2 separate regions of the Homo sapiens genome follow, and region 1 is linked to region 2. The links are chromatin contacts, found by Hi-C or POLR2A ChIA-PET in ENCODE. All regions are on one chromosome and are shown on one strand. Each heading gives the region's core, a stretch centred on a gene start or an enhancer-like site at or near the end of the contact. The rest is flanking DNA. Distances are from core to core; before and after follow the strand shown. Region 1 overlaps MINK1 (misshapen like kinase 1). Region 2 holds the start of PLD2 (phospholipase D2).

Region 1 (5,378 bases), core at 2,532-5,031, 70 kb after region 2:
ACATTCAAACCCAGCCTGTTCTCCCACAGCACAGCATGACAATAGAATGTACCTGTGTATCCTTTAACATCCCCAATTCAACATTCAAACCCAGCCTGCTCTCCCACAACACAGCATGGTCTTCGCCACTCTTTTTTCTTTTCTTTTTTTTTTTTTTTTTTTGAGAAGGCGTCTCACTCTTTCACCCAGGCTGGAGTGCAGTGGCGCAATTTCGGCTCACTGCAACCTCCACCTCCTGAGTTCAAGCGATTCTCCTGCCTCAGCCTCCCAAGTAGCTGGGTTTACAGGTGCCCACCACCATATCCAGATGATTTTTGTATTTTTTAGTAGAGACAGGACTTCATAATGTTGGCCAGGCTGGTCTCGAACTCCTGACGTCTGATGATCCGGCGTTCTCAGCTTCCCAAAGTGCAGGGATTACAGACATGAGCCATCACGCCCAACCCTAAGGTGGACTTTTTACACAATCCAACCCCCTCTTAGCTTGTGGGAGAGGACCGAGGCCTCAAACAGTTAAATACTTGCACAGAGGCACACGACTAGTGCCAGAGTTGAAAACCCCTCTCCCATGCTCTTTCCACCACACCAAGCAGCATTTCAGCGGCTTTCGTGCTTTCGGTTGCTGTTTATGATATATAATCGTAGACTGCCACATTTTCATATTTGAGTACTTGGCCAATCTATAAAATTATAAGGTTTTATATTTCTCATATATTGGTGAGCTCCCTTTTGTGTCTAATTCGGGAGTTATTACATAGTTTGTGCTCAGGAAATATGTAATGGATGAATGAAATGAGATACGATTGCCTTACAGGTTTTCCCTGCTTAGGGCTTAGCCCAGTGCAAGGCAAATGGAGGCACTCATTCAGAAGATATTTAGTGGTTGGATAATAACGGGGCATCGTTAAATGTCAGGCTGAGGTGTTGGGACTCTCTAAGCATTGGGGAGCCCCACTACCAGTTCTGGGCAGAAGAGTAAAATCAGGAAAGCGCCATTTTGGAAGAGTTAAATCAGTGGCAGCAGAAGGAAGACATGGGGGAGGCTAGAGTTCCAGGAGGGAGGACATGAGGGATTGGTCTGAGTTGGTGGACAAGCCAAGCACATGTTGAAGGGAGAAAGGACAGGGTGGCTGCGATACAGGAAAGGGAGGAGGAGGAGGAGGATTAGGCAGAGGCTGGACTGTGGTGGGAAAGCGGTGCTGCTATTGAAACATGGAGCATCTGGGTGGGGAGGGGGTGAGAGACCACAACCAGAGTGCCACGTGCGGGACCCCAACTTGCTTCTCTGAATCACCCTTTCCAGTAGGAGTTTTCAGGAAACCGACTTGAAACCCATTAAATGTCGATATCTGAACCCAGGGTGTCTGACCTCAAATATTCCTTCCTCCCTCAGTGCCGCCCAGACACGAGAAGGAGACAGATTGGGAGTCAAGGTTACAAAATTAAAATGTACTTGTAGTGATTTGACTTGATGGTGACAGATCATTATGGCTCTAACAGGCCCACGGTATTTTCCCTCTTAGATTAGGAGTGTTCAGAAAATTATGACCCTAGATCCTTTTTCCTGTCTCCCTCCTTCTCAGAAAGAGCTACAGTTTGATTCAAGAAAGGACTTCGCAGCAGTCAGTTCAGACGCCCCGGAATGGATGAGTTCTTCTGTTGGGGAGCTCTGTAGGGAACTCTATGGTCTTTGAGCCTCTAATCTAGAACTGAAGACGGATGAGATGACTTTTTTCAGGTTCCTTCCAGCTCTCAGGGTCAGAAAGACCTCTTGTTAGCCCCCTGCACTGCAGTGACAACACCTCTCTTTCCTGTGGATCCTACTGTGATTTACACCCGTTAAATATTGTTTTAGCTGTGCATGCTGGGTCATGCCTATAATATTAATGTGTTGGGAGGCTGAGGTGGGAGGATTGCTTGAGCCCAGGAGTTCAAGGCTACAGTGAGCTGTGATCATGCCACCGCACTCCCACCTGGGCAACAGAGCGAGATCTGACTCTAAAAAAACAAAAATGAGGCCGTGCGCAGTGGCTCACACCTGTAATCCCAACACCTTGGGAGGCTGAGGTGGGTGGATCACCTGAGGTCAAGAGTTTGAGACCAGTCTGACCAACAGGGTGAAACCACGTCTCTACTAAAAATACAAAATTAGCTGGGCGTGGTGGCACACGCCTGTAGTCCCAGCTACTCGGGAGGCTGAGGCAGGAGAATCATTTGAACCCAGGAGGTGGAGGTTGCGGTGAGCCAAGATCGTGCCATTGCACTCCAGCTGGGCAACAAGAGAAAAATTCCATTTCAAAAAAAATGAATAAATTTGTTAGGTTTTTTTTCCCCCCGCCGAGACAGAGCCTTGCTCTGTCGCTTTGGTTGGAGTGCAGTGGTGTGATCTCGGCTCACTGCAACCTCCACCTCCTGGGTTCAAGTAATTCTCCTGCCTCAGCCTCCCGAGTAGCTGTGAATATAGGTGCCCGCCACCACGCCCAGCTAATTTTTTGTATTTTTAGTAGAGACGGGGTTTCACCATGTTAGCCAGGATGGTCTCGATACCCTGACCCCTTGATCTGCCCGCTTCAGCCTCTCAAAGTGCTGGGATTACAGGCGTGAGCCACCGCGCCCGGCCAAGATTTTTTTTTTCGTAACTTTAACTGAAGCCAAATAATTGAATGTAGACCCACAAAGTTCTTGGTCTGGTCAGCCCAGTCCCCTTCAGAGCACAGAGAAGGAACCCCCTTCAGCTGTCAATACTTCCTCCCGAGCAGGCTGGGCTGTTTCCTCAGGCTGCCGCGTGCCAGGCCTCAGTGAGGTCCTAGACATTACCTGGTGAGCAAGGAGGGCTCAGTCCCTTTCTCCAGTGAATAAGACAAGTAAATGTAGAGCACAATGCCTCGTGATACATGCTCTGATGGGGCAGGCACAGGGTGCCGGGGCACGTCTCCGCTCTCCAGCTCCTCTTTGAGAAAATGGAAAAAGTGCACAGTGAGGACATTTTTTAAAAGCCTTGGGCTGGTGTCTCTCTGGTCTTCAACACGCCCAAGTCGTCTTCCTTGGGCTTATTACTTCAGTGGATGAAGTGCTTTTATTGGCATGGATGTGGGCTTTTTTGGTCGTGGGATTTTTTTTTTCCTCCCAGAAACCCTATGTTAGCTTTCAAAATCAAGGAGAAAGGAGTTTTAGATTATATGCTTTTAGGATTATCAGCACAGAGGCCACGTGTTGCCTGGAGAGTTTATTCCCAAGTGCCATCCTCACTTTCTGCCTCCGCTCGGTCCCTGCAGCGGTGGGGACGGGCCCACCCAGTGAAACACCAGGACTGTCAGAACTGTCGGCTCTGAGGCAGGCGTGGTGGCTCACACCTGTAATCCCAGTACTTTGGGAGGCCAAGGCAGGAGGACTGCTTGAACTCAGAAGTTTGAGAACAGTCTGGACAACATAGTGACACCCCGTCTCTACTAAAAATAAAAAAAACTAGCCAGGAGCGGTGGTGCATGCCTGTGGTCCCAGCTGTTCAGGAGGCTGAGGTGGAGGATTGCTTGAGCCCAGGAGACTGAGGCTGCAGTGAGCTGTGATTGTACCACTGCATCCAGCCTGGGTGACAGAGTGAGACTCAGTCTCAAAAGAAAAAAAAAAAAAAGAGCCATCATTCTGCAGGAGGTGCAGGAGTGTGGACAGTACTGGGCTGTATCTCTCTTCAGCTTGCAGCTCCACCTCCCAATTTCTTTCTCTCAAAAAAAAAAGGTTCTGCCAGGAGGGTGTGGGTGGCCTCCCGACCGCAGCTGTGTTGCTGAGGCCTGGCCTGCCTGCTCTTGGCCCAGGGGGAGGACGAGCCTCTTTAGAGGCTTTGTTTGAGCCCTTCGGGCTGTCTCCTTCTGGCACTGCTTGGCTCAGAAAAGTAGGAACAGAAAGTTCTCCCTTCTCAGAGGCCCTTTCTCACCATCACCTGCTGACTCCCTCCGTCCAGGTCCCTTTGGCCCCAATTGCCTCAAACCCTGGCCTGGAAGCCCTCAGTCTCAGGGGGACTGGGAAGAGGGAAGGACAAAAGGATGGTGGCCCTGAAATTCCTGCTCCCTGCTAGCTTTCCTCATCCCTGCTTTTAAGAAGTAAGATAATAATAATGGTCATTAACTTTTATTGGGCACACGCTCTGATGCCAGGAACCATCTGAAGCATTTGATGGGCATTTCTTCACTTAAAATGTGAGTACCAACCCCAGAGGAAGGTACTCGGGCACCCTCATTTTGCACATGAGGGTACAGACGCAGTTTCTCGGTGGGTTTGAAATCGGGAACATGTCTTTGAAAAGCCATCTGCGCTCTGACTTCCATGTTCTCTCACTTCTTTTTTTTTTTTTTTTTTTGAGACGGAGTCTCACTCTGTCGCCCAGGCTGGAGTGCAGTGGCGCAATCTCAGCTCACTGCAAGCTCTGCCTCCCAGGTTCACGCCATTCTCCTGCCTCAGCCTCCCAAGTAGCTGGGACTACAGGCGCCCGCAACCACGCCCAGCTAATTTTTTGTATTTTTAGTAGAGACGGGGTTTCACCGTGTTAGCCAGCATGGTCTCGATCTCCTGACCTCGTGATCCACCTGCCTCGGCCTCCCAAAGTGCTGGGATTACAGGCGTGAGCCACCGTGCCCGGCCACTCACTTCTTCCAACTTTTCCCGTAGAACATTCACTCTGAACCAATCCAGGAAAAGGGCAGCCAGCCACCAGGGTTCCTGCCACGTGCCCTCCTGATATGCTGGTCTTCACTCCCATATCTTGACTGGATACCACTTTACCCCCCTCTAGCTCTGTAATCCTTTTCTAAAGTCTTGACACAGTATTCTTCTGTCTCCTGCCCCTAGGACCCTGCTGGGATCTTTGAGCTTGTGGAGGTGGTCGGCAATGGAACCTACGGACAGGTGTACAAGGTGAGACGAATGGTGTGGAAGTATGACCTCCACATCTGCAGGGCAGTCTTGGGAGGAGTGGAAGGAAGTAGATTCCTGGTCTGCAGGTCTGAAGGGGGCTATGGGAGATGCTAGAGTCTAGGGCCCTGGAAAGGTAGAGTGGGGGAGAGGAAAGAGCACCCAGAAGGAGGTACTGTTGATGCCTCTCTCTACCTGAGTGCAGAGCCAGTCCCGGACATGGTGGGAACAGGCCAGCAGCCAGGCAGGGTGGCCTGCAGCAGTGAGAGCAGGTGGAAGGGCATACGGCCTTGTGTGTCAGAACTCTCCTGGGATTCAGAGAGAGCTAAGGCCAGAGATGTGGGTTTGGCCTCTCCCCAGACCACAAAGAGACCCAGGACTTTGAGGTAGTGGGACCTAATGGGTGGCCTTCTGCAGAGGGGATGTGGCCTCTGCTCCCACAGCTGGCCTGCTGGGGCCAGAGCTCAGGCTTT
Region 2 (5,804 bases), core at 3,290-5,789:
TGTGACAGACAGATGCAGTCACATTTCACTATGGCAATGCCCGACAACTTGGCGCCAGGCTGGACACCGCTGGGGATTCCTTTGTATTTTAGAATGAGAATTGAAGTGCCCAAGATGTAAACTTTCAAAGAATACTCTATTTTTTTAGAATAAGAAACTTTATTATTCAGGGAAATGTTAGATTCTCATTAAATGGTCTGATAGTTCCTGTCCCCTGTTATGAAGATGATTGTAATTGATTAATTATGCTGTGTCAGGTAAATGCTAGAGACTTTTACATGTTGTCTCATTTCACTTAATCACGTCAAAGATCTTTTTTTTGGGGGACAGAGTCTCACTCTCTCGCCCAGGGTGGAGTGCAGTGGCGCAATCTCGGCTCACTGCAACTCTGCCTCCTGGGTTGAAGTGATTTTCCTGCCTCAGCCTCCCAAGTAGCTGGGACTACAGGCGTACACCACCATGCCCAGCTAATTTTTTTGTATTTTTAGTAGAGACGGGGTTTCACCATGTTAGCCAGGCTAGTCTCGAACTCCTGACCTCAGGCAATCCACCCGCCTTGTCCTCCCAAAGTGCTGGGATTACAGGTGTGAGCCACCGCACCCGGCCTCAAAGATCTTTTGAGGTAAGTCCCTCACTGGTTAGGTGAGTCTATCCTGGTTTTACAGATGTGAAAAAGCAGGCACTGAGAGGTAAGGTAATTTGCCCAAGGTCACGCAGGCAGTTATTAGCCGAGTAGGAACCATGCCCAGCTCACAACCCTCACCTTGAGTCAGTCTGACCCCAAAAATCTATTGTTTTTTTTAATTTTTTTTTTTTTTTTTTTTTTTTTTGAGACAGAGTCTCGCTCTGTCACTCAGGCTGGAATGCAGTGGCGCGGTCTTGGCTCACTGCAAACTCTGCCTCCCGGGTTCACGCCATTCTCCTGCCTCAGCCTCCTGAGTAGCTGGGACTATAGGCGCCCACCACCACACCCGGCTAATTTTTTTTGTATTTTTAGTAGAGATGGGGTTTCACCGTGTTAGCCAGGATGGTCTCGATCTCCTGAGCTCGTGATCCGGCCACCTCGGCCTCCCAAAGTGCTGGGATTACAGGCATGAGACACAGCACCCGGCCTTTTTTTAATTTTTGAGATGGAGTCTTGCTCTGTTGTCCAGGCTGGATTACAGTGGTGCAATCTCGTCTCACTGCAACCTCCGTCTCCAGGGCTCAAGCGAGTCTCCTGTCCCAGCCTCCCAAGTAGCTGGGATTACAGGCACCCGCCACCATCCCCAGCCACATTTTGTATTTTTAGTAGAGATGGGCTTTCACCACGTTGGCCAGGCTGTTCTCCAACTCCTGACCTCAAGTGATCTGCCTGCCTCAGCCTCCCAAAGTGCTGGGATTACAGGCATCAGCCACCACACCCAGCCCAGAATCTACTCTTTTGACCAGTACACTGAGCTTCTGAAGCATGTCCCCAAGCAAGCATCGATGCCCTCAGACAGTTTGGGGTGGCCAGAGCCAAGGCTGGGAGCATCTAGTCAAGAGCATCCTAGCCAAGGACTCTAAGTGCTCTTAAGTAAAGCTGTGGAAGTGCTGTGTTTTTTTTCTTTTTTCTTTTTTTTTTTTTTGAGATGGAGTCTCGCTCTGTTGCCCAGGCTGGAGTGCAGTGGCACGATCTCAGCTCACTGCAACCTCCGCCTCCCGGGTTCACGCCATTCTCCTGCCTCAGCCTCCCAAGTAGCTGGGACTACAGGTGCCCGCCACCACGCCTGGCTAATTTTTTGTATTTTTAATAGAGACAGGGTTTCCCTGTGTTAGCCAGGATGGTCTCGATATCGTGACCTCGTGATCTGCCCTCCTCAGCCTCGCAAAGTGCTGGGATTCCAAGCGTGAGCCACTGCGCCCAGCCACAAGTGCTGTTTCATCATTCCCTGAGGGTGCCACAACGTGGGGAGTGTTAGGTTGCTGATTACAGGGTACTGCCTGAGTTACACAGAAATGTTTCTTTCTTTTTTTTTTTTTTTTGAGACAGTCTCACTCTGTCACCAGGCCGGAGTGTAGTGGCACTGTCCCGGCTCACTGCAATTTCTGACTCCCTGGTTCAAATGATTCTCCTGCCTCAGCCTCCCGAGTAGTACGCATCACCACACTCAGCTAATTTTTTGTATTTTTAGTAGAGACGGGGTTCACCATGTTAGCCAAGATGGTCTCGATCTCCTGACCTCGTGATCTGCCCGCCTCGGCCTCCCAAAGTGCTGGGATTACAGGTGTGAGCCACCGCGCCCCGCCTTCTTTTTCTTTCAATGAACTTTATTGAAGCAAAAATGCACATACAATGTAATGCACACATCTTAACGTACAGTTCCATGAGTATTACCAAGTGTATGCTCCTATGCAATCACCACTCCTATCAAAATACAGGGCATTCTTATCATCCTGGAATGTTCCCTCACGTGTCCCTTTACAGGCAATCTTTTCCCTACACCCTGCCACAAGCAACTACTGATCTGATTTCCATCACTATAGGTTGTTTTTGCCTGTTTTATAAGTTTAAGACCGGGTGCGGTGGCTCACGCCTGTAATCCCAGCACTTTAGGCCAAGGAGGGCGGATCATTTGAGGTCAGGAGTTCGACGCCAGCCTGACCAACATGGAGGAACCCCGTCTCTACTAAAAATACAAAAAATTAGCTAGGCGTGGTGGCAGGTGCCTGTAATCCCAGCTACTCAGGAGGCTGAGGCAGGAGAGAACCCGGGAGGCGGAGGTTGCAGTGAGCCGAGATCGCGCCATTGCACTCCAGCCTGGGCAATAACAGCGAAACTCTGTCTCAAAAAAAAAAATTAGCAAAAGGCCGGGAACGGTGGCTCACGCCTGTAATCCCAGCACTTTGGGAGGCTGAGGAGGGCGGATCACTTGAGGTCTGGAGTTTGAGACCAGCCCGGCCAACATGGTGAAACCCCGTCTCTACTAAAAATACAAAAATTAGCCGGAAATCCCTTGAACCTGGAAGGGGGAGGTTGCAGTGAGCCGAGATCACGCCACTGCAGTCCAGCATGGGCAACAAGAGCGAGACTCTGGCCGGGCGCGGTGGCTCACGCCTGTAATCCCAGTACTTTGGAAGGCCGAGGAGGGCGGATCACAAGGTCAAGAGATCGAGACCATCCTGGATAACACGGTGAGACCCCGTTTCTACTAAAAATACAAAAAAAATTAGCTGGGCGTGGTGGCGGACGCCTGTAGTCCCAGCTACTCAGGAGGCTGAGGCAGGAGAATGGCGTGAACCTGGGAGGCGGAGCTTGCAGTGAGCCGAGATCGCGCCACTGCACTCCAGCCTGGGCAACACAGCAAGACTCCATCTCAAAAAAAGAAAAAAAAAGAGCGAGACTCCGTCTCATAAAAATAAAAATAAAAATAAATAAAAAATAGCAAAAGACTGAATAGGCACTTTATAAAAGAAGACATACAAATGGCCAATCAGCACATGAAACATGGTCAATATCATTGATCTCCAGACAAATGCAAATCAAATTGCAATGATGTGCCCACAACACCCATTAAATGGCCAACGCTAAAGACTGACAATATCCAACGTTGGCCATGCCATGGAATAACTGGAACCACCATACACTGATTTTGGAAATCTAGAATGGAAAAACCATTTAGAAAAAAATCGTTTGGCAGTTTCTTATAAGTTAAACACACACTGATATGATCGAACAACTCCACTCCCTAGTTACCCAAGATAAAGGAAAACTATCCACGCAAACTTACAGGAATGTTTACAGGAGCTAAAACAATGGGCAAAACTAGAAACCCACATGTATATCAAAAGAGAAAAATAAATCTGCTTTTTAAAAAAGATTGAAATATCTTGTATTTTAATACCCGAAAAAATTTTATTTCCCCCTAGACTGCCAATTCCAGCTGAGCAGGCTCTCTAACCATCTTATTTACTACCATACTCTCAATTTCTGGCACGGAGTAAGCGCGCAATAAATGTTTGGTGAATGAATGAAAGAATGCCCGCTTTCATACACTAATGGGTTTGTAGCCACCACCCCTCAGGCCTTTTACGCCCTCATTCCTTCCAGGTACAAACGCTATCTGGGCTAGGCCAAATGTGGCTCGCAGCGGGTCCGGGAGCGGGGCACCTACCGGCAGCTCCCGCAGCGGAGGCGCGTCCCCCGGGCGCCGAGGCAGCGCCCGCGGCTGGAGGGGCCCGGGGCGGGCGCCGAGCCCGAGGGATGCGCGCAGCGCGGGGTGCCCCGGGAGGCAGCGGCCGGGCACGCTGGGACCGACGGCGCGGGACGCCCCGACGCCGGGCAGCACTTACCCGCCGCACCGAGAGAGCTACGCGGCCCCGCGGCCCTGCAGGGCACAGGGCGGCCCCCTGCCCGGGGCTCTCGGTGGCGCACTGGGCGGCGGGGCGGGCCGAGGGCAGCGGGGGCGGGACAGGACAGACGAGAATCCCGCGGAGGTGAGGCCGGGGGCCGCCCCGCCCCCGAGGGCAGGCCCTGAGCCCCGGCCCCGCCTCGGCCGGCCCCGCCTCGGCCGGGGCGTGGGCTCCGGCTGCAGCTCCGGTCTGCTCTCTTGGCTCCGGAACCCCCGCGGGCGCTGGCTCCGTCTGCCAGGGTGAGGGGGCCGGGAAGGGGCGCGCGGGGGTCCCGGGTCTCGGAAATCGGGCGGGGACGGAACGGGCTCGGGCTGCGGGGCCTCCAGACTCAGTCGCACGCTCAGATTTCGGGATTTCTACCCCCGGCTGGGATCGCGTAACTTCCTCATTCCCGCCTGGACCCCTGCCCCCGGCCCGCCTGGCCTGGCGTGAGCCCCGTAGCCGCGCGCTCTCCGGACCACCCAGGGCCGCTTCCCCGCGCAGCTGCTGCGCCGCCCCAGGTCGGAGCCTTCCGGGCCTGGCTGGGTGTTCCCCGGGGCTCTGGTTACGGGACGGGGCGGGGGGCGGGGGGCGGGACTGGGATTGTGGATGAAGGACTAAGGTAGGGGATGGGGGCTCGAAGGGGTCGGTGGGGCGTTGCAAACTGGTCAGGCGTCATCCGCGGGCGGTCAGGAGGCCGTGGGGGAAGAGGAGGATCTGGAAGAGATGGAGGACCTGCGGGAGTTAGGATGGGGGGCGGGTTCTGCAGGACAGCTCGCCTCCCTGAGGCTTCCCAATGTTCCTAGGATGACGGCGACCCCTGAGAGCCTCTTCCCCACTGGGGACGAACTGGACTCCAGCCAGCTCCAGATGGAGTCCGATGAGGTGGACACCCTGAAGGAGGGAGAGGACCCAGGTACACAGGGAAGATGGATGGCCCTCAGGGAGGAGAGGCGTTCGGGAGCCAGGGGGCTGGGGCCTGTTGTGGTCTACACTCCTCGACTTTCTTTCCTCCCAGCCGACCGGATGCACCCGTTTCTGGCCATCTATGAGCTTCAGTCTCTGAAAGTGCACCCCTTGGTGTTCGCACCTGGGGTCCCTGTCACAGCCCAGGTGGTGGGCACCGAAAGATATACCAGCGGATCCAAGGTGGCCAGACTGGCCCCAGGGAGGGGGAAAGGGAGGGCGGCCCGGAATGGATCCAAGGTGGCTGGGCTGGCCCCAGGGAAGGGGCAAAAGGAGGGCTGGCCAGAGTGGGGAGGCGGGGACCCACGCAGGGGACATCCATTCAGTTCCTCATACCCCTAGGTGGGAACCTGCACTCTGTATTCTGTCCGCTTGACTCACGGCGACTTTTCCTGGACAACCAAGAAGAAATACCGTCATTTTCAGGAGCTGCATCGGGACCTCCTGAGACACAAAGTCTTGATGAGTCTGCTCCCTCTGGCTCG

The links. Hi-C counts contacts between places; a loop is a spot of excess contacts on that map. ChIA-PET counts read pairs that join two places held with the same protein, here RNA polymerase II (POLR2A). Pooled maps may share reads with other maps.
Region 1: a map of heart right ventricle shows a loop between it and region 2 (2.8-fold over the local background). The contact joins the enhancer-like site here to the promoter of PLD2 in region 2. A Hi-C loop is called at or near these places in 38 of 168 maps with a recorded cell type or tissue (B cell, CD14-positive monocyte, CD4-positive, alpha-beta T cell and 30 more), 24 of 37 single-sample maps with no recorded cell type and 35 of 50 pooled maps. POLR2A ChIA-PET finds 5 or more read pairs at or near these places in 16 of 52 experiments (A549, CD4-positive, alpha-beta memory T cell, H1 and 12 more).

The regions. Positions count from the first base shown.
Region 1 is chr17:4,873,475-4,878,852 of GRCh38, forward strand. MINK1 (misshapen like kinase 1) reads left to right here. Exons shown (of 32, transcript NM_153827.5): 2 at 4,843-4,908. Among named protein-coding and RNA genes, the nearest start is that of C17orf107, 23 kb to the right of the region's middle. Within about 2 kb of position 3,782, at least 2 of the 41 ENCODE cell types and tissues checked have a DNase peak (open chromatin) inside an H3K27ac peak, as active enhancers do; they include dorsolateral prefrontal cortex and testis, where a contact is called at or near this core.
Region 2 is chr17:4,802,613-4,808,416 of GRCh38, forward strand. PLD2 (phospholipase D2) reads left to right here and starts at 4,540. Exons shown (of 25, transcript NM_002663.5): 1 at 4,540-4,613; 2 at 5,160-5,269; 3 at 5,372-5,502; 4 at 5,662-5,804. The coding sequence starts at 5,161. It also overlaps a transcript of C17orf114 not described here. RefSeq lists a silencer at 4,091-4,880 and an enhancer at 5,276-5,804.